Linked DNA regions of Homo sapiens: regions 1, 2, 3, 4, 5 and 7 are each linked to region 6. A link is a loop called in an ENCODE intact Hi-C map of the cell type or tissue named here. Cell type or tissue: IMR-90. All regions are shown on one strand. Links, peaks and the distances in the headings refer to the core of each region. The heading gives the core; the rest is flanking DNA. Region 1 overlaps LOC101929710 (a long non-coding RNA gene). Region 2 overlaps LOC101929710 (a long non-coding RNA gene). Region 3 overlaps LOC101929710 (a long non-coding RNA gene). Region 4 overlaps LOC101929710 (a long non-coding RNA gene). Region 5 overlaps LOC101929710 (a long non-coding RNA gene). Region 6 overlaps LINC01554 (long intergenic non-protein coding RNA 1554). Region 7 overlaps LOC101929710 (a long non-coding RNA gene).

Region 1 (4,377 bases), core at 261-4,260, 400 kb before region 6:
TCTCAAATGTGAGTCAGTGCTTTGCTGTCTTCTTTTGCCACCCTAATTTAGCAAGAAGTGTTCAGAATTCCCAGAAAAGCAGACATTCTAACTGGTTCTTAGTAAAAGAGCCAATCTCATAAATGTATGCTGTATTTTCAAATACATGCTCTGAATCTAAAAATACACTTCCACTTTGCATTCATGTACAGCTGTGTCGACCAAAGATAGATGCTAAAAAAATTGGGAATAAAAACATACTTTCCCCTTCCTCTGTTTTTACTCATACATATTTTTATAGCTTTCAAAGCCCAGTTCACCTCTCATATCTTCCATTAACTTTTCCCAGCCCAAAGTAACCTCTTCCCACTTGGGATTTATCTTGTCTGACCTTCTCATTTAGTACTTATTTGTATATTGTATTATGACACCTCCCTTAGTCATTTTATAAGATTAACTCATCATATAAGATTGTATTTTTCACCTGTTATACTCTTCAAATGTGGCCATGGTGTATAGTGCATAGGGGAAAAACACATATGCTTTATAGCATTCACTAAATGTTAGATGAATTCATTATGAAACAGTATAACTTCATAAGCCAATTTTATCATATCTATGCTATTAGGAGAGGACAAAGTAATATGTCAAGATATCAGATAAAGTGACCTGGTTTTCTCACAACTGTAGGACCCAAATGTCATGCATCCCTGAATTCCTTTAATGTGTCATGTACCAGAAACATGGTGGGGGGTGGGTCTCCAATGCTTCACAGGTAGAGGCATGTGCCTCTAAAGAAAAATTTTGAAAGGGTGAGGAGGAACGCTGCCAACTAAACTATGACATGCCATTGATTACAAGACACATTTGATTTCAAAGATGTTAAAATGTGAAAAAGCATTTATCTTAAAATGGTTGAAATGTGATCAATGACTATGATTTTTTCAAAATGAAGGTAATAGTAATAAAAGGTAGAAACCTCATTAATGAAAATATTATCATAAATCACAGAACAATTTTTCTGAAACAGAGGAGGCATAGCTTAGACCTGCCTCTGAAACAGTGAGCAACAGACCAAACCCACGATCATGTCCAGGTCTGATAATGGCCTATGATACACCAAGTACCCACTTACACTCTCAGAAAGTGAACTATTGAAAAGAAACCAAAGTTACGATGTCATGGCCTTTACTTCAAGAGTGCATGAAAGTTGCAAAATGAAGCCCTGAAAGAATACAGTAATGTGAGTTTCCTTTTTCTTTTTTTTTCAAAAAAATGAGGTGGCTAAGCTGTTACTCACCATGAATCCTTATGCAGCATACTTACAAGGTGGTCCATGCTGAGCCTTTAGTGGCTGGAATCTGCCTACTCATGATCACATTCTACAAACCTGTTAACCACTTCCTTTGCATGACTTTGTATGAAATTTATCACACAGAGTTTTTAGTATGTTTAGTGTGTACACGACTGTGGATGGCAAAAAGAGTGCGCCTTGTGCGCCGCTGTGTTTTCCTGGATGCCATGCATAGTGCCTTACCCATAGTGAGTAAGCCCTCGGAGAACTGTAAAGAATACATGAACAAAGAACTGACCAAAGGGAAAGCAGTGTTATCACTTAGTTCTGGGGTCAGCAGTTACCAATGAATCAATAAAGAACAATGCATGAAATTGCTGCTGTGCAGAATGTTAGTCAAACGAAGGGTGAGTAGTGGGGTTCTTAGGAGAAGGCTCATGAGAATGTCTTCCCTGGATTTACTATCCCTATCTGGCTTTGAATGGAGTGCAATACCAAACAATCCTTTTAAACAACTGATGTCAACATCAACGTCAATTCAGCAATCTTGCCTTTTATCCTTTCCATCCCAAGATATCCCCACTTTATTTAACAATTCAGTATAATCTAATAGATATATTTAAGCCTCCCAAGTGAAAACATTTCTTTTTTTTCCAACCAAGATGGATGTTTAACCTTGCTAAGATTCCTGCATATTATTTGTAATGCATTTGATCAGAACCCAATAGAGTTACAGAGATCCCTCTACACATGCACACTGGCAATGTTGAGCAAGTTTAAGATGACTCTAGAACTGCTTTGATGTATATTAACAGGAGCCCAGGAACCTTCTAAACTCAGATAAAGATACAAATTAATTTTGCTCTTGCCCCCAGAACTCTCTTCTTCATCAAGACCTGCACCTAAGCACAGGGAGAAACAGCCCAGAGGCAGTAAAGATCCACCCAATTGCTACAGATGTGTTCCTCCCAGCAGCACTGCAGATGCTGCTGCGTTATCTCCTTCCTGCTTCACAATGAATCACAGCGCCATCTGGGCCATCTGTCTTATGAATGCACAAGGGAAAAGAAGACGACGTCATGCAGACCTGCACCATGTCTCATGCATGGAAAAGAGACCATAATCTGCCAGTGTCATCAATTAAATAACCAACAGGTCCTGGATTCCTGGTGCCCCTCCCTGTGCTGGCCCGTTATGATGTGGGTTTCTGCAGAGGGAATACAACATTAGGCTTAGATTAAATAATAACAGGAAAATAATAAAGAGGTTGTATATACTATTATTATATTTATGTATTTTATCATGTATTTATATATAGTCATGTGTCACCTAATGACATTTCGATCAACTGCATATATGACAGTGGTCCCATAAGATTATAATATGATATTTTTACTGTACCTTTTCTATGTTTAGATATGTTTAGGTACACAAATACTTAGCATTGTGTTATAACTGCCTACAGTATTCAGTACAGTAACATGCTGTACAGATTTGTAGCCTAGGAGCAATAGGTTTTATAATATAGCCTACCCACATAGCAGACTATACCATCTAATTTTGTGTAAATACAAAATATGATGTTAGCACAATGACAAAATTGCCTAATGACACATTTCTCAGAATGTATCATCATTAATAAGCAAGGCATAACTGTATATTTATATAGTATATATATATATTACTGTATATTTATATACTGTATATTTATATATTTATATACCGTATATTTATATCACACAAATATACTGTATAAACTGTATATTTATATAGTATATATTACATATTACATATAAACACATAAATACTGTATAAATTATATGTTTATATAATATATATGTAAGTTTATATATAATATGTAATATATACTATGTAAATATAAATATACAGTTCTGCCTTGATTATTGATGGTGATACATTTATATACATAAAAATTCTCCTTAACCATGCTCTGAGAAACAGAGTTCTGAGAGATGAGAATAGATACTGCTTGCTAATGATCTGGAAATGCTACATGCCTTATCCTTTCTCAGTCAGAATGCTCTCTTGCACATTTAAGTCTCTTAGAAATCTTGTTCCAAAAAAGTTTAAACCTATTTAACAGAGGGTCCCAAAGACTTTATTTTGTAGCACACTTAACTGTAAAAGCATAGCACAGAACACCAGATTTGAGGAACGGAACCCTAAAGTAACCTGAATTTCTTTCTTCACAACTCAAGTCTAACTAAAGTACAGCCTTAATTATGGGCTTATATATATTATCCTTGGGAAATGAGCATCAAACTTGTGAGAATCAAGCCACAGTCTCAAAATTAGACCAGGCCCTTTTCTGTAAAGCAGTTACTCAAATTGTAACATGAGTTAAAACTCTAGGTTCCAAAATTTTTCAGACTTCATGACTTCATTCAGGAATCCTAAAAACAACTGTGGTCATCATCCATTAAAAATGCAACTTTCATAGTGTTCCACAGACAAGACAAAAAAAAAGTTATTTGGACTGACCTGGTTTTATTACTGCCCTAACAGTAAATATGTAAATAATTTAAACCAAGCAAACACATACACTAAGCATAATAAAATTCATCGTCATTGCTGCTTTATCAAGGAAAAGAACTCTGAGAAACTTGTCAAATAAATAAATGATCTGTGCCTTTCCTTGTCACTTTTCGTCTTTTCAGCAAGTTTAATAAATAAAATTGATGGTTTTGGGAAGAGTTTTAGGCCAGCTATTCCAATTGTAACATTCCTTTACCTAAATATCAGTTAACCACAACATTCCAAGCTTTGAGGCAAAAGCTGTTTCCTGCATTTATTTTGACACATATCATGAAGCAGCATCGATAAAGTTCAACCCAACAGCCCTGGCTGGAGTTTCTCCTGAAACATGCCTGCTATTTACTTTTTACTTTTCTTTGCCTCCCTTCTTCCCCCTGCCAACCCCCATCCGCTCCAGAATATGAGTCATTAAGCTTATGGTAGGAAAATAAATTATCTTCGTTTTTTAATCATTTGATGCTTGCAACATAAGCTACAAGGAAATGCAACTTTTAATCCACCCAAAGATTTTAAGTAGGATTAAGAATAACTGAAAAGACTTAGACATG
Region 2 (4,377 bases), core at 301-4,300, 370 kb before region 6:
TTTTGAATTTTTTTCAGTTTTCCTCTTCACATTTCTTATATTATGTAAAGAAGAAATGTCTCCTAATTCAGAGAATAGATTACGGGAGTGAAAAACAGGGCACACTGTATTAAAACATTATTCCTTAAAACACAATACAGAATAATCATGCATAATGTTCACTGTCAACAACTTGATGTGTTGAGCTATACATTCACTAAATTTAGAATTCACTCTAACTTAAAAAAGATTGTTCTACAATACAACACTCCTGCAGTACTGTTGTGGCTATCGGGCTCAGGAAGATACCACTGTTTAACATCTGCATCTCTGTGCTTCTCCAAGCTTCATTTTCTTTATGGTGCTGCCACTGCCATGGAAATAGTGTCTTTTTTTTCCAATGGATGCTTTCTAAACTAAGTCATTGTACTGTGAAAGCATTCTGAAAGGCATTGTTGATGGAAAGCAAGTGCAGTCATAACACTGCTGAAGCGTGAAAGGTCATTTGATGGCCTATGGGAAAGCAAAATGTCTTCTAAGGAGAAGGAGCAAAGTATCCTTTGTATCTAGTATCCTTCACATAACTAACTAAAAGTGCTCCTAAAATACGATTTCATTTGTGTTTGTGATACAGTTCATGATTATTCTCTATTCTGTAAAGAAAACTTACAACTTTCTTTTCTATAGAATCTTTGGAAAATCATCCATTCTCACCTGGTAAAATGATTTGATGGGTCCTCTCTCAAAGCCAGGTAATAGATAACATGGATTTTTGAATCTTTTCAACCCTAGAATTCTATGGTCACATAAAATCGTTATTCTAAAGGTAGAGGAAAACCAATCAGATAAGATTTTTATTACACAAAAATAATTGGTAAATCCAGGAAGAGCACATGAATTTTCAGATAATTTTGGTACAGTATGTCATATATTCTGAGATATTATTACCTATATATTTTATTATTACTCTTTAGTTTTGCTAAACATTTGCTTATATTTTTCTATTTTGATATAATTTTACCTACTTGTTCTTAAAAACACCTTTCAGGATAAGAATTTGAGGTTTTGAAATACAGTCAACTTTGTAAGCATGCTGACACATTAAACTCCCTCAATATTAACATGACTCACAATGGTTACCTCTTGTTAAATCAAGGCTTTCAATATGAAAATGAATCATCTAATAATCCTTAACTTGTGAAGCCTTTTCACGCAAAGACAGGCTATAAAATTTATGCGTATTAGCAAAAAGGATTGCAAATGCAGGCACGAATCTAGGGGACAAATACAATTTACTGCAGTACCATACTTAACAGGTTTAATCAAGACAATAACCCATTTATTCATGTAGAGACAAATCTGGTGATAGAACAGGGGCAGATAGTGAGAGGGAAAGATAATAAACAAGAAATTAGAAGAGCTGGATTCCAACTGAGACTATGCTACAGTGTATTTTATAAACTTGGGCAGATTAATCTTTCAGGGTGTATTAATTAGAAATGTACAGAGGTATGAGTAACAGAAAAACTGACTGAAAGCTACAAGTGACCTATGAAATAAAGACAATTAATTGTCTCACACAGAAAGAAATCCAGAGGTAGGATGTTCCAGATTTGGTACAGTGGCTAGCTGAATCGAGCTCTTTCCATCCTCCTACTCTGCTCTCTCTCCATCATTAGTCTTAGTCTTGCCACCTCATAGGTCCAAGATGGCCGCTAAGCTCTAAGCATCACATTCCCATTCAAAAACATGCAGCCATTTCTAGCCTTTGTAATCACAGACACACACATACACATGTGCGTGCACACACACACACACACACACACAGAGAGAGAAAGAGGGAGACTACAAAAAATGTGAAATCGGTGAAGCTGAAAATCATTTTTATCAAGGCACTTTTTATTTTTAACAGTGACAAAATCCACCATACTTGCCCTTACACATTGTTGGCCAAAACTTAGTCGCGTTGCCACCCCTTGTCTGATACACAAGCGAGTGTGGGAAAGTGACTGCAAAGGAAGACACACGAGGGAAAAGGGAGCCTCAAGGCTTTATCTAGAAATTGTGGAAGTTGGGTAAACTGATATCTAAGATAGAGCTCCAGGCTACCATGTAATTTTTGAAAATAAAAAGTAACAAAAAACAAGGAAGCTGACTCTTATTTTACACTTTTAAAGAGACTTCTGTTTTTATTCTAATTTCCCATGATGGCACTTTTTCCCCCTCTCTAAAAACAAAAACAAAACAAACTTCCTCCATCCAGGATTCTGAATTTCTACAGTGAACAGTCTCTCCCCTTCCCTAACTAGAAAAAAACCTGAGCGGTCCAGACATTGAGTCATTCAATTTAACTTTGATGGAGCTGCACCTATTTTTGAGGTTTTGCCATCGTGGTTTAAGAACACTGTCTACAGACACTTTGGAAATTTTTCCCAGCACCTCTCTGAGTTTATGCTGTACTAAATTTAAACTGGAAAATTCAAGATGTAAAAGGCTAAGTAAATAATTCTATTGAAAAAAGCACAAGTGATTATCTTCTTTTAAAAAAATCCAAAGAATTCAAAATGTATTGAATTTGTCCAACTAACATTCCATTTGTGGTATCTCATAACCCCATGTAATATTGCAATGTACTTCTTCTGCTTCATTTTTTACAGAGAATTACACAGCTGCCTCTTATTATTAAAAGCACCCTCCCCCTCACTCTCTGAATAAACTGTGTGTTCTGACATTAAACCAAGACACTACACAAGAAGATCCTGGAAGCCAGGATGCCGCCAGCTTTGTATGCCAGATGTGATTACAGAGCGACAGCGAACAATGCTGCAATCAGCCCATTGGTTAGCTAGAAACCGTGGACACTCAGAAGAGGTTCAGTCTGAATACATAGCCAATAGTGTGTTAAAAACTACCATGCAAAAGTGCTTGTTTTACCAAGATATTCTATGGGAATATTTAGCTGTTACATTGTAAATGCTGTTATTTTGGTTTCTAAAAATGTCATGACAGGAAATGATTCCAGGGAGGAGCGGCCAAGAGGGCTGTTGGGTAGAACAAGTGGGGGAGAAAGTTAAACCTAGAAATCAAGAAGCCAGAAAAGGTGAAAACATGAATTACTATCTGCAATAAAACAGATTCTTAAAATACATTTGATTTTTTTTTAAATCTTTTTTTGAGGCAGGGTCTCACTCTGTCACCCAGGCTGAAGTGCAGTGGTGTGATCTTGGCTCACTGCAACCTCTGCCTCCCAGGCTTGACCGATCCTCCCACCTCAGCCTCCTGAGTAGCTGGGACTACAGGCACGTGCCACCACCCCACCCCTGGCTAATTTTTTGTATTTTTTATAGAGACAGGGTTTTGCCATGTTGCCCAGGCCGGTCTCGAACTCCTGAGCTCAAGCAATCTGCCCACCTCAGCCTCCCAAAGTGTTGGGATTACAGGCATAACCCACCATGCCCAGCCTACATTAGATCTTTTATGCTCCATTTGCCTTCTCCCAGAAGGCTGGTTATGTTTTGAAGAGTTCCTACTGTTCATTGGTACAACGGTTGTAAGGTCCTGGTCCCCTGGCTTTGGACCAATTGCCAGGTGGACATAAACTAAGGGAAGACACCCAGTCTATATGGGGCTAAGAAACCACTCTGCCCCTTCTTGATTCTCTGCAGCTACAACCAATGGGCAGTTAAGACCTTTGGGTAAGAATTTCTGCAGGTTTGGAAATGCTCATATTGACACTATTTTTATTTATCTCCCTGTCTGAGAAGTGCAAGGTGGGGACATATTAGAAGCTGATCAGAGAGTAACTACAGTTATTAGTTACTTATTAGTTATTAGAAGTTTGACCTTCTCAGAGGGACCCAAAGATACATAGTGCAGTAACTGGTGAGCTGTAGAATTTCATAGAAAAAGAGAAAGAAGAAAAAGGAGAAGAAGAATGGTGAGGCGGGGGGCAAGAATTAAATTTCTTTTTCTCCCTGAATAGATTTGTATTATAGAACAGCTCTCTCCAAGAATAAAGTGTTTGGTTTATCCAACTTACTTCTCATAGACAATGTTTATCAATTATGTGTCTATCTTTGAGTAATAATTTGTATTCTTTTACCTCTGTTTCTGTTAGATCTACAAAGACTCAGAAATCACAACAGACTCTCAAGAAAATCATCTCAGATAGAGAAAAATATAGCTATTTACATATACATTAGTAAGGTGGGTATAAGATAACTCATCAGTAAAAACTTTTCAGAAAATTTCCAACATATCTATAATTTTACCTTCACTGCTTTTCAAATAAACCCAATGCCCCCCAACATAAATGAGCTTTTTCCAGTCTTTATTTTTAGACTTCCACTTAACTCTTTTCTATCTATGATCTTTGTGTGTTTTTAAAGTATAAATTGC
Region 3 (4,377 bases), core at 85-4,084, 740 kb before region 6:
GAAGGCATTGCTATTATAGGAGATGATGACTCCGTGGGTGTTATTGCCCCTGAAGAGCTCAGTAGGACAAGATGTGGAGGTAGAAGACAGTGACACTGATGATCCTGGCCCTGTGTAGGCCTAGGCTAATGTGTGTGTTGGTGTCTTAGTTTTTAACAAAAAAGCTTTTAAAAGGTTAAAAAAATTAAAAATTTAAAAATAGAAAAAAGCTTATAAGATATGATTATAAAGAAAGAAAACATTTTTGTACAGCTGAACGATGCATTTGCTTTTTAAGCTAAATGTTATTACAAAAGAATCTTTAAAACATTTGTCCTCTCTTACCTCCCTGAATACACATGTAGTTTACTATAGCATGGGTATTCCCATATTCCCATTACAACGCCCTATTCTTAAATAAATATCATTTTCTTTTAGAGATCCTCCGTTCTTCATTTAGGTTGACAAACCAAAAGGCATTTCAATAAATATATGATCCATTACGCATTGATTTCAAAATTTAAACCTTGGAAGGCAATTCTTTTTTTCACATCCTGAATCAGCAATGCTTAGAAAACAAACACCATCCTATCTGCCACTTATCACGCTTCAGCTGTATTTTCCTTCATCCTGGTCCTTGAACACAGAGGCCCCTTTCTTCTTCCAGGCCTTTGCATTTGCTGATCCCTCCTCCTGGAATGACTTATTCTAGCTATTTTTATATTTGGAATATTCTCCGTATTTGAGTCTCACCCAAATGCCTCTTTCTCAGAAAGGCTTTCCTTCACCACCTTAAACAAAATGGTCTTCTCCCATAAGTTTATCATGACCCTGTTATTTATCTATTTATTTTTGAGACAGTGTTTCACTCTTGTTGCCCAGGCTAGAGTGTAATGGCGTGATTTGGCTCACTACAACCTCCGCCTCCCAGGTTCAAGCGATTCTCCTGCCTCAGCCTCCTGAGTAGCTGGGATTACAGGCATGCACCACCACGCCTAGATAATTTTGTGTTTTTAGGAGAGATGGGGTTTCACCATGTGACCAGGCTGGTCTCGGACTTCTGACCTCAGGTGATCTGCCTGCCTCAGCCTCCCAAAGTGCTGGGATTACAGGCGTGAGCCATTGTGCCTGGCCTCATGACCCTGTTTAGTTCCTTTATAATATTTATCCTAATACAGATTCATCATGTTTATTTGCTGTGTTCCTCCACAGAATGTAAGCTTTATGAGGGCAGGACTCTTATCTGACGCTGCTTCATTCCAGGGCCTGGCACAGTGACCAGCACATAGTAGAAATGTAAAGGTTTGTGAAATGTTAAATTGAAATGTCATTGCAATCACTGCATGGAATTATTGTTGAGATAGCAGTATAACATTAGCTATGTACACTTGTCATGTCATATTACTGTTTCAGCCGTCCTCAACCATCCTTTGCTCTTCCATGGTGTCTTGAGTCAGAGCACTCCTTTGAGTATTCTCATATATAGACCAGAGGGACCCTACTCTATTGTGACAGGCAGGATTCTGCTGTTCAGAGTGGGTAAGTCAGGTCTAGTCACCTCTCACAGAGAGAGCTGCCTGCCACTCAAGAGAGTTTGAAGCTAAACCCCAAGAGTCCAATGAGGAGGGCCAGAGGGAGCCGGAAGACCTTAGTTGAGTGGATCCTTTGCTGCAGTTTTTAGTTAAGACACTAGGTGGCAGGTGACTATACTTTTGGATACACCAGGAGCAATTAGCATTACGGTGCTTATCAAATGCCGGATAACTTTCCCTGCTGACATAAAATGTACAAAAATTTTAATTATTTGACAGGATGAAAAGAATTATGATAAGGGTGTTAGCTTTAGTTTTGGTCTATAGAGGGTAAGATGTATCCTGAAACTTTATTTTCAGATGCACAAAGGAAATGTACAAAGTGGGAACATTAAAAAACCAATCGAGTAGAAAGATTAATGTCAGCTCCAGGGTATCACCAGGAGAGATATCTTTATATAATAAAACTGAAATCGGTACTTTCACTGCAATAACAGCTTTGTACCTTTTGGATTAATAATCTAATTTAGTAAATAATTTATTGCATTTTTCTCTTTTCAACTTGAATCTCCAGAGGGATTTAAAAAAATCCTTTCAAATATAAATGGATCAAAGAATCCATTGTTTCCGTAGTAACCTTCTATGCAGAGTCCTGGGTGAGACTTTATTTTCTGCCAAGGTCACAGATCCTGCGGAAATTAGTCAATCAGGCAGCACATGCAAAAGCAGATTGTTTAGGTATTTCCTTCTGTTAGGCGAAAAACGAAATGCTCAAGTCACCTGCCATTCAATAAAGAAAGTAGGACACAAAATGTGATAGACACAATAAATTCTAATAAACAGATTTCCTTTCCATTTTGTGGTCTTTAAAGGGTGGTAATAAGGAAAGTAATAGGTAAATGGTCATAGAGGCACCTAGCAAAGGAAGAGAGTGTGAAAGGAGGAGTAAGGGAAGGAGATGTTGAAGGAGAGAGGGAGAGAGACATTCACACAACAAGGAGACCAAAGGGAAACAAAAGGAGTCACATCAGAGAAAGATAGATAGCGGAGGGGGAGATGGGAGGTAGGTTCGTAAACCAGAAGAAAAGCAGAAGGAAAACAGAGGGAGACCAAAATCCAGAGAAGGAGGAGCAGGGGCAGAGGTTAGTATGTTTTGAGATGTTTTCATTGGTGGCTATTTCTCTAGGATTTCTTAATCTTCAAACTTTAGAATAAAATAATCTGTAATTTGAATGTTAAATAATCAGTAAATTATTTATTGCTCTTTACTCTTAAGCTTATAAAGCTTAAGCCTTATAAGCTTTTCTTGAAATAAATGTGAGTGAGCTTCCTTCAGGTTGCAAGAAATACAGAGAGGCTCAGTTTTGCGCAGAGGATTAGGATATGCAGAAAGAATATGCAGGTAAGGAAGGAAAACAGGGACACATAGAGCTGGGTTTTTCCGAAAAAGAGGAGTTGGAGGACCTCTTAGGTGAGAACATAGTTCTAATAACTAGGTGTCTTTTCACTAGGTTAGCACCAGGGAACTGTTTTTCTCTCTTTGGTTCTTCATTCCCATCACTTCTCTTTCTCCGTTTCTGTGACTTCTCCTGTTATCAATGATTTTTTGTCTATGAATTCAAACTTCCTAATATGAAGGGTCCATACTTGGTCCATCGTCATCCATATAATGTGCCCTTACTGGGTAGGGCTCTTGCTTGAGGCTGTGTCAGAGACTGGCTACTCTTGGGTTAGGTGCCCACCATAGTTCAAAGAAATCTGATTAAACAAGGAGGACCATGTGGTGCAATGCATATATAAAACCTTTCTATATTAGACTGTGTGTTTGCCAGGTATCTAGAAAGGGAGAGAATAAAACTAAAAGGCATCTTGGTTGGTCTTGATTGGCAAGAACGATATACTCTACCCCATGCCCATAAGGCAAACCATACCTTTTTTTCTTAGACACAAGGGTTTAATAATGCCCATACAACCTAATCAAACCACTACCAGTACACTTCCCTCCTGAAAGTTGTCTAGCCACTACCTTTGGAAGAAATGATACAAAACACTTCAAACTTGCAGTCTGAAATCAACAGAGCTTGAGGGTTTTTTTTTTTTTTTTTGCCTAATGAAGCAATAATACAGGATATTTTGGATAAATGAGAAGGGGAAATGTGGGAATTAAATAAGCTCTTTGAGGAAAAGGAGAGAAAGAGCAGAAAAAGGAAAAAGACTTCCCTCTTGTGAGGAGAAAAGTGTATGGGTTGTGGGTGTACCTGGACCCAATTACTAATAGAAAGAAAATAGCTTATTTCAAATTTGCTGTAGCTTAATTCTGTGCCCCAAGTGTGTGGCACAGAATTAATCAGAGTTGGTAGTGGGGCGCCTATGGAGGGGGGTGGATTTCCAGTCTCTGCAAACATTTTTGTATCTGCCATAAGATGACCTGACTTAAAGTTACCAGAGTGTGAGGGACCTGGCACTTAGGCAATGTAGATGTAGTGGCATTCATGATGGCCTGAAGAATGAAGACCCCCAAAGCAACTGAAGGATAGAGGTATTTTCTAAGCACAATTAAGACTTCCAGGTTCTTATTAGATTTGAATAGGAAGTCAGCCCGATATTACAGTAGATGAATTTTTAACATTACAGCTTGCTTAGATAGATACATTTATATTCCACTTGATTTGAGAAAATAAAGAAACAGATATTTTCTAATTCCTGAATTTAGAGACTAGAAATCATACCACCTGCATTGATTTCAGCACTGGGGACCAACAGTGAATAAGATCAGTCTGAGGACAGATTGGGGCACTAACCACCAGTCCCTCCTTCTCTTTCACCCCCTAAGTTAAGATAGGCCTTAGTCAAATTGTGTTTTTTA
Region 4 (4,377 bases), core at 116-4,115, 290 kb before region 6:
ATTGAATTAAGATTCACCTAAGAAGGATTCTTCCAAACACAAATATAACAGTTTCAAAATTCTGCAATAGAAATTTAGACTTTAGAAAATGTGTCTTCAGATGCCCCACACTTTACAAGTAAAGACACTAGGCTCTTAAGATGCTAAGTGACGTGACCAAGGTCACACAGCTCTTCTCACTGGAGTCTGCTTCTTCCAACTCTAGCCTCTTGCTCTTTCCACTGTTATACAGTCTTCCGTGTATAGTTAGGCATTTCTTCACCTAGCTCAGGTAGGGATCAGATAACTTGATTTAATAGTTTCCAGTTTTTATAACTACACATCATTCTATTGCTCTAGCATATATTAAACCAAAAGAGTGTCCCTGATTCCAGAAATTTAACTTCAGAGTTACACAAGATGTGTTGGCCTAAGCACATAAACTGAAGTTTTATCCTAACGCTGACTCTGACTCACCAGAACGTGTTGGGCTAGGCATGAAATTGTCTCAGTTTCTTCATCTGTTCAGTGGGGAGAGTAATGCTGATCTGTACTTATTCATTTAAAGAAACTGCCTGCCTAGAAACTACCGAATAATTGTGGTGAAAAAGCTTATGAAGATTCTAATTATAAACTAAAGCCATATAATGAAGGCATCAAAACACATAATTCAGACGCTTTCTAATAATCATGACAGACAGTATTTTAGTGTGCCGAACAGACAGGTGACTGCTACCAATCAAGCATATTTCCACAAAAAAAATCATTATCATATTGTTTCAACATATCAGAGGTGTTGATTAAGCCAACAGAATTTGAGAGACAAAATTAAAATGGAAATTTGCCTCAAACCTGCTGAGACTGGGTACATAGCATGTTCCTGAGGTTTTATCTGCCAAACAAATCTTCCCATCAGCAGAAGAAAACTAGGAACTATTTTCTCATGACCAAAGAGTCCCTGTGTGACCAATAGTCCCTCTCACAGTGTCAATTTTGTGAAGTCACCGTAAGAAAAGAATTCCAGACAAAAGATAGGCAATAGCAATAAGTCCGATGATGAAATTGAACCAAACTTCTGTTTTGTTTCTCACTGACAATATTCTGTACCACATTTTCTAATACTGAGCTAACAGTGGGATTCATGTGGATGGATGGGATAAAAATTAATTTCTTTTTTTATTTTCAAAAATGACCATAAGATGGTTTTAAAGTGCTGATAATGTCCTGTTGCTGATCTGCACAGGCTATCTAGACTACGGCAGCATAAGTAATCACTTTGACACTTACCTAAAGAATTGTGTGGTTGGCAAAATGAGAAAGAAAAAGAGGTGGTGGCTTCTTTAATCAGTCTTCAATAGAACAGCTAGAATGATGTAACAAAGCCTTACCAAATTATTTGTTCTTTTGTTTTTTTGGGGTTTTTGTTTTGTTTTGTTTTGTTTTGTTTTGTTTTTGAGACGGAGTCTCGCTCTGTCGCCCAGGCTGGAGTGCAGTGGTGCGATCTCGGCTCACTGCAAGCTCCGCCTCCCAGGTTCACGCCATTCTCCTGCCTCAGCCTCCTGAGTAGCTGGGACTACAGGCGCCCGCCACCAAGACCAGCTAATTTTTGTATTTTTAGTAGAGACGGGGTTTCACCCTGTCAGCCAGGATGGTCTGGATCTCCTGACCTCGTGATCCGCCCGCCTCGGCCTCCCAAAGTGCTGGGATTACAGGCGTGAGCCACCGCGCCCGGCCCCAAATTATTTGTAACAAGGTTAAAAGTAGTTTTTACAACAGATCTTCTTTCGAAACAGTGATGTCATTAGGCATTCTGTTTAATGCCACATAGAAAACTACGAATAAAACCATAAATTATTCACAGATGATAATAAATATTTAAAAAGTAATAATGACAATGTTGGAATAATTATAAGTGTACCTACAATTGAGGGCTCATGAAACTCTTTCCACTTCCAGCTGTGCATAATCACAGAACATGGGGCACTAAAGTTATCTGGTACTGTGGTAGAGACAGGTAGGGCTTGCTGACTATCCATGTGCGCTCCTACATTTCCCAGCTTCCTTTGCACTTAAGATTGAGGTCATATGACTAGTTCTGACCAATGGACTTTGATACAAAGTAACCGTGTCACTTCTTGACTGAGGCAGTTAAGAGCCAGTGTGCTTCATTCTTCACTCTCTTCCCTTTTCTTCCCCTGCCTCAGCAACACTGAGAGCCACATGTTCCAGATGGTATACTGACACAGACAGGGAAGCTGCTGAGTCACAATGAACTTTACATGAGTGAGAAGAAAACTTTGCTGTGTTAAGCTAATGAGATGTCATGGGTTGATGTTGCAGCACTAGGGTTAGTTACCCTGACAAAAAAAAAGGCTGTATGTTAATGTGTTTGCTGTGGCCTAGAACTTAAATTTAAGCTGCTGACACTAGGCTTCTAAAAATAGCATTAGAGGAAAAATAATATTCCTTTTTTTGTCTATTTAAATGTTCTCACTTTTCCTGGTCCTGCACAGTCTAAAGCAGTGGTTCTCAAAGTGTAGTTCCCAAGACCAATAGCATCAGCATCACCTGAAGACTTGTTAGAAACATAAATTCCCAGGCCCTGCCTGAGGCCTGCTGAATCAGAAACTCTGGCAGTGGGTCCTAGCAATCTGCATTTTAACACATCTTCCTGGTAATTCTGGTGGAATTGGTCTAAGGCAACCTTTCCTTGAGTCCACCTGAATGTGATGCTCTTCCTTGAGTCCACCTGAATGTGATTCTCATGCAGCTAATTTCTCCCTTTATATCACATGCGGTCAGCAGACAACTTATGTTCAAATTCCTACTTTTTATGCCCCTCATTTTTTTTCAAACATCAGCTTTTACAGTGATTAATTGCACATAGCCTTGCTATATAGATCAGAGATAACTGCAAATTCTTTGTCATGCCCCCACTGAAAGGTGGAATCTGTTTCTCCACCCCCTTAAATATAAGTTGGGCCTGTAACTGCTTTGGCCATTGGAATGTGGCAGAAGTGAAGCTGTGCCAGTAAGCCTAGACTTTAAGAGGACTGGCAGCTTCCATGCTATGAGGAGGCAAAAGCAGCCTCAAGGAGAATTAAGACCCCCAGCTGACAGCCCCAACTGAGCTACCAGCTGTCAGCTAGCATCAACCATCCACTATGTAAGTATGCCATCTTACATGCCCTGGGCCAGTTGAGCTGAGATTGCTACAGCCCCAGATGACTTTATGTGGAGCAGAAGAACCTCCCAGTTGAACACAGTCAGCCCAGAGATTTAGGAGATATAATAAAATGGCTATTGTTTTAAACCACCAAGTTTGAGGGGAAGAGGAAAGATATAAAGCAATAGAGAATCAAACATTCACTTTTATTGTTTTTGAAAAGTACTATTAAAGTCAAATTTTAATAGGTTCTACTTACCAAAAATTTCTCTCTGGTTCAAACAAACTAACTTAACATGGCTCCTTGCAATGACCTTTTCCTAATATTTCCCTCTCCTTTGGCTTACATTAAAAAAAATGTAAGTTGTTTCTCCAACCTTGGCTCTGGAAGCTTGTAGTAATTTTACTACCTATCCCATGGGTGTCAAATAGACATCTGAGTCTTTGTCTTCTACATCCATAACTGTTAAGGCGAAATACAAAGAAATGGAAGCAAGAAGTTCATAATCTCGTCAGAGAATTTCAATAGAGTTTAGTTAAGGGAGGAGTCAGATTTTTGCAACCTAAATAAAAATTCTCCTTTCCACATTTATCCCTAAATGTAGTAACCAAACAAGATCAAGAACATGATTACCAGAAAGTTTACAGCTGCAAAAGCATTATCCTAGTTCTGAATTTCTTTGGGAAAACACATACTTGCAAAATGAAAGATAAACTAATATTAAGTGATCATAGCTATTAACTGATAGCTGAAGACAGCTTGGGCAGGTTGATGTTCACAAATATGTTACAGCACTTAGGAATCAATTATTTAAAGCTAAGAGTCAAAAGCTAAGTATTCAAAGTATAAGTACATGCCGAGAGGCTACAACTAGCAAAAGAGCAACTTGCAAAGACCTCTAACCCAGAAAAATTATATGGGCAGTAAATTTTAGAGGGTGAGGAGCATACCCGTATCTCTCTATCTCCAGAACCCAGCAAAGTGTTCGGTATATAAAAGTGGCAAACATGGTGAAACCTCGTCTCTACCAAAAATACAAAAAAAAATTAGCTGGGCATGGTGGTGCGCACCTGTAGTCCCAGCTACTCAGGAGGCTGAGGCAGGATAATCGCTTGAACCTGGATTCACTTGAACCCAGAGGTTGTAGTGAGCCGAGATCACGCTGCTGCACTACACCTTGGTGACACAATGAGACTCCGTCTAAAAAAAAAAAAAAATGGTGTCTGGGTAT
Region 5 (4,377 bases), core at 215-4,214, 480 kb before region 6:
CTAAAGTACTTAGTGTTGGTAACTGGCAACAATCAAAAACTATAATAATCACCCGTAAAGCTGGAGACCTGGCCCCTCATTATGTTAGCACATATTAGGAAATATGTTTTGCTACTTTTTTCTTCCAGTAATGGTTATTATTTCCCAGTCAAATCCAAGTTCTGTTGCTGTTACTGAAATGGAGCAGAGTGCCCATGAGCCAATGCCTGGCAGTGCACTCCAAGCAGCCTCCACTGTCACAACACAAAAAACCAAACCATCTACAGAGCCAGAATGGCACACAGAGGAAGACAGAAACATGAGAAGTAGCCTTGCCAAAGTCCAAAGGTCTGAGCAAGAACACCAGGAGCCAAGTCTCTAGAGCACAAACAACCAGGCAGAAGGGCTCCCAGGAACAGGATGTTCTGCGGCATTTCCAAAAACCCCTGGCCTCTGGGCACGGCATCCAGAGCTCACCAAGCACCCTCTTCCCAGGGGTTCGCTTCCAGAAAGAGAAATATAATATACTTTGGAATGAGCAGCAAGCTATCCACCAAATCACATTTCTACTTATTGAAAAGTGAATCTCTTTAGACTAAATCTCAGAGCAAAGTTGTTTGGGGGGAGAAGTGATGTGATCAACTTTTCCCACTCCAGACTCAGAGTTCAATACTTTCTATTATCTAAATATACCTGTTTAGGCCTTGTGAGTTACCTATATTGTAACCACTACCTACAGAAATTTACAAGTTCTAATAATACCATAAACAAGGATTACAAAGGAAGAAGGAAGGAAAGAATAGGATAATAAATGAAGCAAAGTATGAAGAAAGCAGAAGTAAAACAGCATAAGGCAGCATATAGCATTAAGTCATAAGTCAAAAAACGATGCAGAGTTTTTGAAACTCTCAAGAATATTTGAAACTGAAATTTGAAGTGCATAAATGCATTTGAAATATGAAAGCAGAATAAAAATAGGTTTGTTGTTTTGTTTGTTGAACGTTTCAACCTAACAGAAGATGATGACAGAACTTCTTAATGATTATGGTCTAACAATTGTTGTGTCATAACTTTCAGGAATAAAAACATGGACACTGTTAGTAAAGTCAAGTCTATTTACTCCTTTCATTTCTCATTCCAAAGCTTTCATCCTAGCTGTGCCTCCAGCAAGGAATGCTGGATAGAGTAGGCTAAGACAGAAAAAAAAAATTAAAAGTTTTCCTTAGCTATAGAAACATAAGGAAAAATTTCAAGTACTAATGTTTTATATGTGTTCAAAATGTTAGAGGTATTCTGTTAGGTTCATGTCTTTGCTAATGCCCAGAGGACTTTGTAAAGACAGACAGTAAACTAATGAAGAGAGAAGTAAAACCATTGATTTGATGTCAGAAATCAAGTCCAAAGATGTCCAGATTTGTAATGAAGAAAAAGGTTCAGGTTGCTGGATTCCCAGCACAGCAGTCCAGCTTTGAACTTGGAGGAGGTAGATGCCAAAGAGGACATTAACATTGAACTCCACAGAAGTGAGCATCATAACCATGGTGCACAGATGTGGCTACCTGCATTACAGAAGATCCAGCTGGTGTCCCCAGATCCCTCCAAACATGTGTGGAATCACAGGAATTCAGACGTCTTGTTTCCTAGCTACTGTGTCCTGAGCTTTGCGGCATCTTACTTCCAGTGTTACTACGGACATAAATGGTGTCCTAATATTTTTTCCCTTTCTTCAGTGTACTATGAAGTTCAATGTCAATTGACATAGTACCATAATAAAGTACATAAAATATAATTTTACCTATAATTCTTTAGTATTATATGAGCATACAGAGACCATAGTTGGTTCTTACCATTAAATGAAAGACTTCCTTTTTTTTCTCTCTTGATTGAAAATAGAAAAGGGGAAACCAGGCTAAAAGGGGTTTGGGTCAGAGCTTAATGGCATATTAGGGTGTCTATGGGTGTGTGTGTGTGGTTGTGTGATTCATTTCCACTCTCATGTCAGAAGAGACCCTTGGAATCAGAGTAAGTTTTACTTTGTTTTAGCTCAGTTTCGCTTTCAGGGTTCTATGATATCAGGGTTAAATTCATCCATTTAAATTGCAAGCCCAAATGTTTTCCAAGTGTCTTTTTTTCAAATATGTTTCATCTAACATTGTAAAGATCAAACGTAAACTCCTAGCTTCTGCAAAACAGCTCTTACCCCAGGGTCTTCCATATTAAATATTTACTGAATTAATGAAACTCTTCCCAGTTTTACTCCTAAAACATACTTTCTGGTGATTCACAGTTTTGAAGTGTGATCTTCTACTACTTGATTAACAGACATGAAATCTAAGTCCTCAGATATTAAAGGAAGAACCGGGACTAAAAGTCACATCTCCTGACTCCAAATTGAGTGTTTTGAGGTCCATCACATGCTTTACCCCAAATCTCTATTCCCAAAGTAAATTAAAAATGTGTGACTCAGAATTAGACATCTGGAAAAGCATTTTGGGGACAAAGAACAGTAATAGTAAATGTCTACAGCAAAACCTCACAAGAAACTGCAGAATGCCTTAACACTGTGGGTTTGATGTGCTCCTTCCAATGGGAACCTCTAGAGGGCAGTCCACTCTTCATAACAGACAAGTTCTGCCGGGTTTACAAGAACTCTGGGAGCGAAAAATCTAAAATGTTTGGCATACTTTCTAACAGCTTTCAATCAAACAGGGCACACAAATATCTCAGGCCCAGTCCAATTTTTGGCTGCGTTGGAGAAGAACGCGACTTAACTATGTATTTAGCTATGGGTTTTTTCTCTTTTTCCCTCTCTCCCTAAGCATGAAGGCTCTAATGTTTAATATGAAATGAACTTGAAACTTCCCTTATAATACTAACCTAATACACTGGAGTAAAACATATTTATTGGTAAATGTGCAAGTAAAGAACAGAAAGAGAACAGAAGACTTGCAGAGAACTACTGCCGGTTGAGAGTTGGAGTCAAAATAGGGGGCAGCGGGTGGTAGGAGCTAAGGTTTAAGAGATAGACAAGGGACAGCCCCAGGAAAGGAGGTTGAATTTCCTTGTGTAGATTCAGAATGACTTTAGCAAGAGAAGGACTGGGTCAGATTACTGTTTTGTATATGAATCATTCAGGTAGCTCTGGAGAGAGAATGGAGTGGGCCAGGTCTAGAAACCAGGAAGCCAATTGAGAGACTGTTATATTGGTCCAGTTAAAAGAAGGTGCATTTGAGATAGGGTAGTGGTGGTAGGAGTGGAGTTGAGAGGATGGGTTTGAGAAATGCATAGGAGGGGAAAACATCAGGATGTAATGATCAGTTGGATAAAGGGAGTGAGGAGAAGAAAAAAGTCAAGGCAGACATTTTATAACTTTTGTCACTGGGTAAAGAGAAGGTAACAGAACAAATAGAGGTTTAGGTTGGAGGGAAGTGATACATGTAGCTTTTGAGCAATTGAATCCGAAATGTCTGAAGAGTGCCCAAGAAAAGCTGCCTAGCAGGTGATGGAATTGGTGAGCCTAAAGCTTGGGGGAGAAATTGGAGATGGAGATTGAACTAGACAGTCATTACTATACAGATGGTAGCTGAAATCCTGAGTGTAGAAAAATCCACCCAAGAAGAGTATCAGTAATGAGAAGAGCGGTAGGCTAAAACAGAAAGGTAGGTAACCCCAGCATGTGGGTGGTAGATGGAGGGAGAGGAGACCATGGTTGGGAAAGAACAGAAACAAATGAGGCAAGCTGAGAGAATATAATATGACTATCATAGAGAGTGAGTGGTGCACACAAGCAACATGGCCAAATGCCCCAGAAACATACAGTGAGACAAAGATTGGAAAATGTCCACTGAATTTTCCAGCTACAATATGGGTGGCCTTACCAAAAGCAGAAGCCAGATTGCAGGGGATGCAGAGTGAATGGCACATGAAGTGGTCACACTGAGTATAGGTAACTCTTTAAAGATGTTTGGATGAAATAGAAGAAGAGATAGGACATCACTAAGAGGACATGGGGGTCAAAGGTAGACTTCTTTTTTAATGAATGGGAAGGAGATGAGTAAGCTTGTAGTCTGAAGAGGACATACCCCTGCAAGAGGAAAGGTGGATGTTTCAAGAGGGAGGATGGCTGTGGAACCTGGTCTTGGCATGTGTAACTGGGGTCGGCCTTGAACAAAAGGAGACAATGCATCTTCTGAAATTGGAGGACGATAATGCAGGGTGTGAGTGGAGCTCTGTTCCTAGGCATGGGTGAGGCAAGAAATGGAAGGCGCTCATGCTCATTTGCCTCTATAGCAGGATAATGAATTTAGATATCATTTTTGATATTGCATTTATACTGTAGCAGAGTCTCCAGTGGATGAACAAGTCAGCCCTTGTATTGTGCGCTCCTGATCTTGCCTC
Region 6 (4,377 bases), core at 142-4,141:
GCATCCATGGGAGAATATATTACAATACGAGCACCATTTTCCCTGGGTGCCAGGGGTGGGGCAGTTTAGCTGGAAAAGCTAAATTCTGCTCCACTTGGATTGAAAACGTTCAGATGTTTTGTTTATGTGTTTGCTTTCTTGCTTATTCACCTACGACATCTAATCCTTTAGTCTGAATAGTATCCAGTGAATACACTCCTGTCCCTCTCCTCAGTCCTCACCCAAATGCAGTAAAGCAAGAGATCAGCAGGGCAGCCAGAGAGCCCACACCAGTGAGGCCAGGAAAGAAAACAGAGCTCAAGAGGGTCCACATGAAGGTTTCCTTCCTTATCTAGTCCCCAGAGGCTTTTTTTTCTAAGTAAAACTCCCAAAGAACTAAAAACAAAGGAAACACAAAAAATTCAACGTGGTATAGAAATTTCGGTAGAAGAACTTTTATTGAACAGTAAGATTCAAGATTTCACCAGGTGAGAGGGGGAATTGAAAATTAGTAGAAAAATTCCAAGGGGACCAGTTAGCCACAACAAAGAATGGGGTTCAGGGAACTTCTTAGGGATGTATCTTCCCCTCAATACAGGTAGAGGAGCAGCATCAGAAGCAGGGCGTTGGAGAGAGGCATAGAAGAGAATCACCTTCTCCTGGCCCACGCAAGCTACCTGGTGTACCTTCAAGTTCAGGCCAGCTGCTGTTCCTGCCCGCTCTTGGAGATGAAAAGGTTTCCCATGCCCCCACCTCCTCCCGAGTTAATTCTCTCCAGGTGCTTCTCTTGATGTAAACCCAGGGTGCTATTAGCAGGCTCCTTGTTCTCTTGCTCAAATCCTTTCCAACCTTTCCAACCTGTGGAGCTCTGCTGTTTCTAATTTCTAACCCCCATCTTGTTTCTTTCCCCCAATATTGAATTCTGCCATAATCTTCAGATCAACTCTAGTTGTCTCCATTTTTTTTCTGAATGCTAAAACCTTCCAGCCGTCTTCTCTTCCACTCCCTGACCACTCACGAGTCACCTGCATTTCTTACCCCAGTCGTCATCCTTGTTTCCATGAACGATCCTCTCCAGGGCTTCCTGCCAGAAAAGTATTTTGCAAGTTTCATTTGAATTTCTACACAGTATAATTCTGAACATGTAAATAATATATAAAGTCAACCTATGTTTGGAGCTAAGAGTGACAACAATCTCTCACACTACAGATCCGTCCCAAATTGGTAATGCCCTAAAAATGCTAATAAAAATAAGGTGCTTGTGAAATACTCAAATCCCTTCAGTTAGTACAAAAACAACTGGTGACCTAAAAATTCAAGGAATGGCCCAGAGTAAAGGGAAATGTAATGTTGACTCTGGTTTACAGAAAGTGAATCTGAGTCATGGCAGATCCTGAAATTTCACATGAACTCATTCTGCCTGTAAATGCCCCAGCATCAATAGTGAGCAAACGTGCATTCTGGCCAGCCAGGCAGAAGCACTTTGTTTTCCATTGTGCGGTGACGCCAGATCCCCATTGCTTCTGACAAAGGCCCTCGTCAAGCCTGTGTGTCATCGTTTGCGTTTGCCACAGCTGCAGCGGGGTGCGCGCAGACCCACTTCCCGACTGCTCATCAACCGACCTCCCTGGGGCCGAGAGGCAAGCCGGGTCCGCGCGGGGTGCAGCGCCACCTGCTGGAATTCATGCGATGGAGCAGCAGCCTGAAGTGGCTGCGGAGTCCAGAAGTCCTGTCCTTGAGGTTTGCTTTCAGACAACGGCCAGTCCTGACTGCAAGAACAAAAACACTAGCAGAAATATGCACCCGTTACGCAAACCAGCCCTTAAGGCTGCACATGATCCTTTCCCCACTACAGAATGTGGTGTGGCGTGTATATGTGCACCAGTGAGTATGTGGGGGGAGAGGGGGTACACCCATTTGTGGTGGGGGGGGTATAATGTGGTGTGTTCATGTGCGGTGTCTGTGCATGACCTCTCAAAGGTAGGAAAAGTGGCATCGTCGTCATACTCCTTGTTGGATTGGTAAGGAATTGTTCAGTTGACAGAGATTTTGATATAACTTGTTCCATTTATTTCCTCGCTACGCCGTTCAAGTAGATAAAACGTTCTCGACCAAATGAATTGCCAGTGCTCTGGCTCTCTAGAAGAATTACTCATGACCTAACCACGCTGGAGGCTGACAGCTAACTAATGATCTTTCCCTCTTTTCAAAAGACTTTGCCCATATGGGAACAAAGACTGTCATGATCCCCCAGCCAGGCAGGGCTGGCCCTGGGCTTGGAGGAGGCGATGAAGTAAGACACAGGCAGCTATGGGAAGAAGTCAACCACTTCCACGAGGCCAATTGTGGGTGTCTCAGGAAACAGACAAGTTGCGAGTCTATGTTTTTGCCAGATCCTCTGCCCCTTTAGAGACGTGCTCGCATGTCACATGCGTGAGGCAACTTTCCGTGCCTAGGAGGTTACTGACTTAAACCCAGGGACACTTGTTGAAGTGGGAGGCCTGACAGACAAAGGCAAAGGTGTTTGATGAATGGCTCTGCTGGCTGGTGATGTGGAAGTGTTTGCTGACAGTTCGAGAAACACCAGGGAGCCAACAGATTAAGTGTTCTGTATTTTCCTGGCTACTAAATAATAACTACAGTTTCCTGAGGGTTTACTCATGCCAGGCAGAAGGCTAAGTGCTTTACCTTTGTTTTTTTGTTCATGAAATCCTCAAAACTGCTCTATAAGCCATGCACTATGATCAGCCCTGCTTTCCCGATGAGGAAACTGAGGCCCAGAGGGGTAAGTTCCCTGCCTAAGGTTACACAGCTCAGGAGTAAGGGGAGGACTCAGGTCTCTGCGGGCCAAAGGCCAGGCTCCTGATGCTGACCCTCCTGCTTCCCTGCCATTAGTGCCCTGCGAGGCCCGGACCTGCCCTCTATTTTCCCGCTCATTTTAGGGCCACAGTGACTCACCAGCCATGTGCCCATACCACTCATTTTCACAGAGCCCTGGAGTATGAGAGCAGGGCTTGAGGAAAGAGCTTTCGTTCACTTTGTTTTGAGCCAGGACAACAGACTGGGAAGTGGTTGGAACACACAGTTCTGGGTCAGAGGTCAGAGAACAGACAGGACTCCAAAGGCTAAAACAAACAAGATTTCTCACAGCAGCTCTGGCCGCGTTGAGACCCACGGGCTGGGGCTGGCCAGTCTGTCCCCACGTGGGATAGACTGTGTCCAGAAGGGTGGCCTGGCCTGCTCCTGGCTAGAGCAGATGAGGAAACCACTGTCCTGGATTCAGCTCCCAGTTCTGCCACATTCCAGCTGAGGGCCTGTGGGACAGTCGTGAAGAGCCACATATGGCAATGTCATCTCTCAGGAACCCAAGACGCCAAGGCCCCTCACTGTAATGTGGCAATAACGCCAGCTAGCATGCAGAACTGTTGTGGGGTAATGAATGGAAGCTAATGTATGAGAAGGAGCTGTTACACTCCAGGACTCTAGATACCAAATTTTATGGTTATCAGTTTCACAGCAAAAAAAAAAAAAAAAAAAAAAGAAAGTACTCTTATTCTCAAATTATTCTTATTAGTTCTGGTGTGCACTTACATGAGAAATGGCAAAGGGATATTCTGCTTGCAGTCTTTTGCCCTCTGGCAAAAACTTTCCAGACAGGGTGTCATCGTGTGCAGCTTCCGTGATGCAGTTTGATCCTGATAGGTAACAAGAGTGACACGTTTTATCAGAATCTTTTTACATGGCTCAAGGTCACTTCCACCGACACCAGTGCTATTAATATTTCCCCCATTAAGCCAACCCGTCCTAAGAGCCAAAGAGAATACCATAGTTCCAGGTTTCGGTTTGAAGGTGCTGATGGATGAGAGTAGAAGGGAGTGAATGAGGAAGCCCAGACCTTCCTGCAGGAGCAGGGAAGCAAGACCCAGGCCAGCACTGCCCACCCCCCAATAGCCTTCCCAAGGGTGAGGGGCAGCCATGCGGAAACTGGCACTCACTAGGCCAAGACAGCACAGGCCTCCAACCTTCAGACAAAAGCCTTTTGTCTGGGAGGTGCTGGGGGACACCACACAATGCTGTTTCTTTCTAAATTATTTTTTTCCCCTGAATGCTATCTAGATCCTGGAAATCTATTTCCATGAAATGATTTTAAAATATCCTATATGATAATTGAACGCTTGTCATCAACATGAATGTCCAACATTAGGGGCATGGTTAAGTATAGAATGTTGTATCCCATGATGTTTATAAGAGTTTATAAACATGTGGAGGAAGGGTACAATAGCATAAAGGAAGGCTTGTGTTAGGCTCACATATGAAAAATAAAGAAACAAGAAAAAAAGCTGCAGGCAGGAGTGTACAATGGTAGGAGCTGACGGTACAAAAGATAAATGCTGAAAC
Region 7 (4,377 bases), core at 96-4,095, 440 kb before region 6:
TCATGGATATAGACAAAAATTCTAACATGTCTATGGACCTCAAAAAAAAAAATAGCAAAGGCAAGCATTGGCTGAAAAGAACAAAGCTGGAAGCATCACACTACTTGATTTCAAACTGTACTACAAAGCAACAGTAATTAAAACAGCATGGTATCGGCATAAAAATAGTTCCATCAACCAATGGAACAGAATAGTGAGCCTCAGAAATGAACACATATCTATGGTCAATTGATTTTCAACGAAGGTGATAAGGATATTCAATGAGAAACAAATAATCTCCTTATTAAATGGTATTGGGAAAACTGGATATTCATATAAAAAAAGAATAAAATTGGACCCTGATCTCACCATATACAAAATCAACTCAAAATGGATTAAAGACTTAAATATAAGACTTGAAACTATAAAAATACTAGAGAAAGCAGGGAAGAAACTATACAACATTGGTCTGTGAAATAATGTTTTATAGTTGACCCCAAAAATATAGGCAACAAAAGCAAAACTAGGTAAATGAGATTACAACAAAATAAGAAACTTCTGCACAACAGAGGAAACAACAGCATCAAGAGATAACCTACAAATTGAGAGAAAATATTTGCAAGCCATACATTTGATAAGGAATTAATATCCAAAATACATAAGCAACTCAAACAACTGTAAAGAAAAGAAATAACTAGATAAAGAAATGTGCAAGGAACCTGTTAAACTGTTAAATAACTGTTAAAAAACTGTTAAATATTTGAGGTGATGGATATGTTAATTAGCTTGATTTAATCATTCCACAAAAAAAATCACATCATCACTTTGTACCTCAAAGATATATACAACTATAACTTGTCAATATATAATAAAAATAAATACAATAGAAAATAAAATTCACATAGCACTGAAATTATAAAGCATAGTCTTATTAGACAAATTTTCTACCAAACCACATGCTATGGATGTATACGTGAATGCTGAAGATAAATATTACTTCATATCAGGGTCATTTACCCAGAGCTTCTAGTAGTAGTGCTTCTATGAAATATGCATGCTTCAACAAAGCAGGGACCAGTGTGCTGTGGAGGAGGAAAGAGGATTGCACTCAACAGGAGCATGGGAGCAGGGGAGCCAAGAAGTACAACTTTACCAAAGAGAAGGGCATTGTGATATTTTCTAACACTGTGATTTGCTCCCCCAGCCGTTTCAGTTAGCTACTAGAAGCCATGGCTAACCACTTTAAAGTGACACTATTAGAATATTTCAGTCTTTTTCTATTGCCTTCTTTTTTTGGTGCTTCATTGCCTTTGATCCCAGATCCAGCTAATGAATCAATTACATGTTTTTTGTTTGTTTGTTGTTGTTGTTGTTGTTGTTGTTGTTGTTGTTGTTGTTGTTTTGAGACTGAGTTTTTTGCTCTTGTTGCCCAGGCTGGAGTGCAATGGTGCGATCTTGGCTCACTACAACCTCTGCTTCCCGGGTTCAAGCAATTCTACTGCCTCAGCCTCCCAAGTAGCTGGGATTACAGGTGCCCACCACCACGCCCAGCCAATTTTTTTTTTGTATTTTTAGTAGAGACGGAGTTTCATCATGTTGGCCAAGCTAATCTTGAACTCTTGACCTCAGGTGATCCATCCGCCTCGGCCTCCCAAAGTGCTGGGATTACAGGTGTGAGCCACTGCTCCTGGCCCAGTTAAAAATTTACTAGGCCTTTTTAGAAATAGAGAATTCTGTCTTTAATTTTTAAGGCACACACACACACACACACTCTCCTAATTTAGGGTCCTGAGAGCTTAGCATTTTTCATAAATCTTCTCCCTAACTGAAATTGCTTAAAGTAGCTAATATGTGGACCCCTTATTCAAGTATTTTGGGCTTAAACTGTTATTTGTTTCAATTTCGATGGAAAAGGATATAAAAGCCTACATACAGACTAAAGTTTCTTAACCCATAGTTAGTGGTTTTCAAAAGCCTATGTATTTGTCAAGTGTAGTTCAAATTTGTTCTCAGGCACTAAAAAAATGACACTAATATTCCCAATAGAATATATTTAGAATTAATAATAATTGCTAAACTTCCCATTTGCCAGGCCCTGTCCCAAGCACTTTACTTTTAATAACTTATTTGGACTTCACAGCAATACACAGAAATAAGTACAATTACTTCAACAGTGAGAAATGAAGTCAAATACCCTTTCTGCATCCAGAATTCTGTCTCTGCCATCTAGTTGACCAATTACTCTTATCCCGTGTTAATGACTGCCAAATAGCAATTTGAAACAAAGATTAATTTATTGGATTGTCTAGCAAGGGTGGTCTGTATTACTCAGCTATGAGCACTTCTTACTAAGCAGAAACTAAAAGAAATAGATTTAAAGTCAAAAGAGGAGAAAGAGAATATTCTGAGCCCAGGCCTCTGGATTGTTTACATCCTGTTTTGTAACGGTGGCTTACAGGTTTTGCACCATTGCTACAGAGAAGCTTCTTTTCCAACAAGTCCAGGATGAATTGTGTAAGATTCCTGTGGGCCTAGGGTCATCAGGCTACACGCACATGTTTAAAGTTTAGCAAGATTTCTATTTAGCATTAAGCAAATACCATGTGGCAACAGATCTGTATATGTGGTAAGACTGGAGTTTGGCTGGAGTGAAATGAATGTGAATCAGATGCTTCTACATTTCTCTATTCTCTGAGAGCACCCGCACATTCACCACAAAAAAGACCATAGGAGATGAACTCTAGTCATTTCTAACTTGCTTACAAGCATTCTATTTAGAAATTGTTCTGCATATAGTGCTCCCGGGTCTTATAGGAAAGACACCATAAACTATGAAGAAAAATTTTGTTGGTTCTACTAGGATTTAAAAACGTGGAAGCCAGGCATAGCCATACCACTACTTAAGATAAAGAAAAAAAAAGAATAAAAGCAAACAAAAAATGATAGCTATTTCAGATTACTTGAGCCTAGTTCATCTTTGCCTCCTCTGTCACTAGCAAAGGATATATTTCTAATTCCCACTGGCTCAGGTTTATCTTCCTGCTTAGTTAACAGCAAGACATGAGGAGAGCATAAAAAAATGTGCCATGGGTTGATAGAGTTGCTGCAAAAATCTCATCCCAAGAGCTGTTTCATGTCAAGCATCTAGGTTGGGATGAGGGAAGGGATGACATCACCCCAGTTCTCTCCCTCACCAGCAGCAGCTTGCCACAGCAACAGCAAAGCCACCAGACACACACACTGCTACATCTGGTTGGATATGGAGGAAAACCTTACTCAGAGTAGAAATAAGAAATTGTCTATTAGGTTGCTTCCTTCTCTACCCCCAAGTTTTTCCTCAAATTATTCGTTTGAATAAAGCAGTTGTTGTTCCTTGAATTTCCCTTTCAAAAACATTCTCCTGGAAAGGACAACCACTCAGTCATATTAATTCCCTGCTCAAAACTTTCCAGCTAATTCTGACTCTTTATCAAATGCTACACATCAGTGACAAAATAACCTACTGGAACAGAAAGCTGTCTAAATATGTAAAAAATGAACTAATTTCTATCTTGTGCATTAAAATCTTTCTAAGAGAATGTAATTAATTGTTCACACTGAAAATATACTCCAGTTTTACAACTCTTATGATTTTATAACTGACACCAGAAGACATAAAAACAATTCAGAGTAATGCAAACCCAATTACCAAATATTATCGAATGTAGAGAAGCAATAGAAAAGCATCAGTTAGGGCCCAAGAGGGTAGTCAGCAAGCCATTATGAAATCTGAAGTTGGGACAACTTCCTAGCATTTCTGTTACTGAAAACCAGTCCATGATTAAAACTGAGGAACAGATAGCAAAGACACATTTTCCTCCAAACCTGCAGTATTACAATAGCCTGGATATAACCAACACAGTTGAGCAGACATCAGCAGAGAGTTAACACAACCAGCAACTAGGAGTCAGAAATTTACCCAAATATCTCTGCTCAGTTTCAATTCACAAGATTCTTGGTTTATCTGATACTATCTATTTTTAGCATCATGAAATTTGTATAGATTCACTCTTCAGGTTGTTTTGCAGGTAACAAAAATAGCAAAGACCTATCCTCTATAATCTGAGAATTTATTCTCCAGACACAAAAGGATGCTTCAACAGAAAATAATTTGCAAAGAATTATAAAACAATATGACAACAACCATAAAGTAATATCTTATGAATTTAATACATATAAGCTGAAGATTTACATTAGAAAGTAATCAAACTAGGATAGGTTTAGCCAGAAAAGGCCTCCTGAAGATGGTTTTGTAACACATTTTAAAGGGACTTAACAGACATCAATTTTCAGTGGGAAGAATGGAAGGTACTAGCAAAGTCAAAGATACTGTATTATTTCTAGTGAAAAGACCATGAT

What was found. Peaks named below come from ENCODE experiments on the same cell type or tissue, not always from the same donor. Only the 100,000 strongest peaks of a DNase experiment are listed, where the experiment ranks them.
Region 1: it touches region 6 in a loop (7-fold over the local background); 10 of 110 quality-filtered maps call a loop at or near these places.
Region 2: it touches region 6 in a loop (4-fold over the local background); 10 of 110 quality-filtered maps call a loop at or near these places.
Region 3: it touches region 6 in a loop (16-fold over the local background); 69 of 110 quality-filtered maps call a loop at or near these places.
Region 4: a loop joins it to region 6, with 2.4 times the contacts of the local background. A loop is called at or near these places in 2 of 110 quality-filtered maps.
Region 5: a loop joins it to region 6, with 9 times the contacts of the local background. A loop is called at or near these places in 103 of 110 quality-filtered maps.
Region 7: a loop joins it to region 6, with 9 times the contacts of the local background. A loop is called at or near these places in 2 of 110 quality-filtered maps.

Annotation. Positions count from the first base shown.
Region 1 is chr5:96,254,949-96,259,325 of GRCh38, reverse strand. The region is part of intron 1 of LOC101929710 (a long non-coding RNA gene); the gene reads right to left. It also overlaps a transcript of CAST not described here. Among named protein-coding and RNA genes, the nearest start is that of PCSK1, 180 kb to the left of the region's middle. In IMR-90, for the core only: CTCF peaks have their summits at 1,322 and 2,326; DNase peaks (open chromatin) are centred at 1,325, 2,315, 3,785 and 4,135; H3K27ac peaks cover 2,575 bases.
Region 2 is chr5:96,225,433-96,229,809 of GRCh38, reverse strand. The region is part of intron 1 of LOC101929710 (a long non-coding RNA gene); the gene reads right to left. It also overlaps a transcript of CAST not described here. Among named protein-coding and RNA genes, the nearest start is that of MIR583, 150 kb to the right of the region's middle. In IMR-90, for the core only: no CTCF peak of the experiment used is centred there; a DNase peak (open chromatin) is centred at 2,679; H3K27ac peaks cover 2,165 bases.
Region 3 is chr5:96,599,206-96,603,582 of GRCh38, reverse strand. All of the region lies in intron 4 of LOC101929710 (a long non-coding RNA gene), which reads right to left. It also overlaps a transcript of CAST not described here. Among named protein-coding and RNA genes, the nearest start is that of CAST, 61 kb to the left of the region's middle. In IMR-90, for the core only: a CTCF peak has its summit at 1,663 (motif pointing right); a DNase peak (open chromatin) is centred at 1,672.
Region 4 is chr5:96,144,659-96,149,035 of GRCh38, reverse strand. The region is part of intron 1 of LOC101929710 (a long non-coding RNA gene); the gene reads right to left. It also overlaps a transcript of CAST not described here. Among named protein-coding and RNA genes, the nearest start is that of MIR583, 68 kb to the right of the region's middle. In IMR-90, for the core only: no CTCF peak of the experiment used is centred there; a DNase peak (open chromatin) is centred at 2,205; H3K27ac peaks cover 858 bases.
Region 5 is chr5:96,334,784-96,339,160 of GRCh38, reverse strand. The region is part of intron 3 of LOC101929710 (a long non-coding RNA gene); the gene reads right to left. The region is part of intron 1 of LOC107986365 (a long non-coding RNA gene); the gene reads right to left. It also overlaps a transcript of CAST not described here. Among named protein-coding and RNA genes, the nearest start is that of PCSK1, 96 kb to the left of the region's middle. In IMR-90, for the core only: a CTCF peak has its summit at 2,578 (motif pointing right); a DNase peak (open chromatin) is centred at 2,590; H3K27ac peaks cover 1,709 bases.
Region 6 is chr5:95,856,175-95,860,551 of GRCh38, reverse strand. LINC01554 (long intergenic non-protein coding RNA 1554) reads right to left here. Exons shown (of 3, transcript NR_026936.1): 2 at 3,571-3,674; 3 at 419-1,748. Among named protein-coding and RNA genes, the nearest start is that of LINC01554, 6.1 kb to the right of the region's middle. In IMR-90, for the core only: a CTCF peak has its summit at 1,653 (motif pointing left); DNase peaks (open chromatin) are centred at 1,451, 2,221 and 3,041; H3K4me3 peaks cover 488 bases; H3K27ac peaks cover 3,522 bases.
Region 7 is chr5:96,296,253-96,300,629 of GRCh38, reverse strand. The region is part of intron 1 of LOC101929710 (a long non-coding RNA gene); the gene reads right to left. It also overlaps a transcript of CAST not described here. Among named protein-coding and RNA genes, the nearest start is that of PCSK1, 130 kb to the left of the region's middle. In IMR-90, for the core only: no CTCF peak of the experiment used is centred there; DNase peaks (open chromatin) are centred at 2,529 and 3,139; H3K27ac peaks cover 3,041 bases.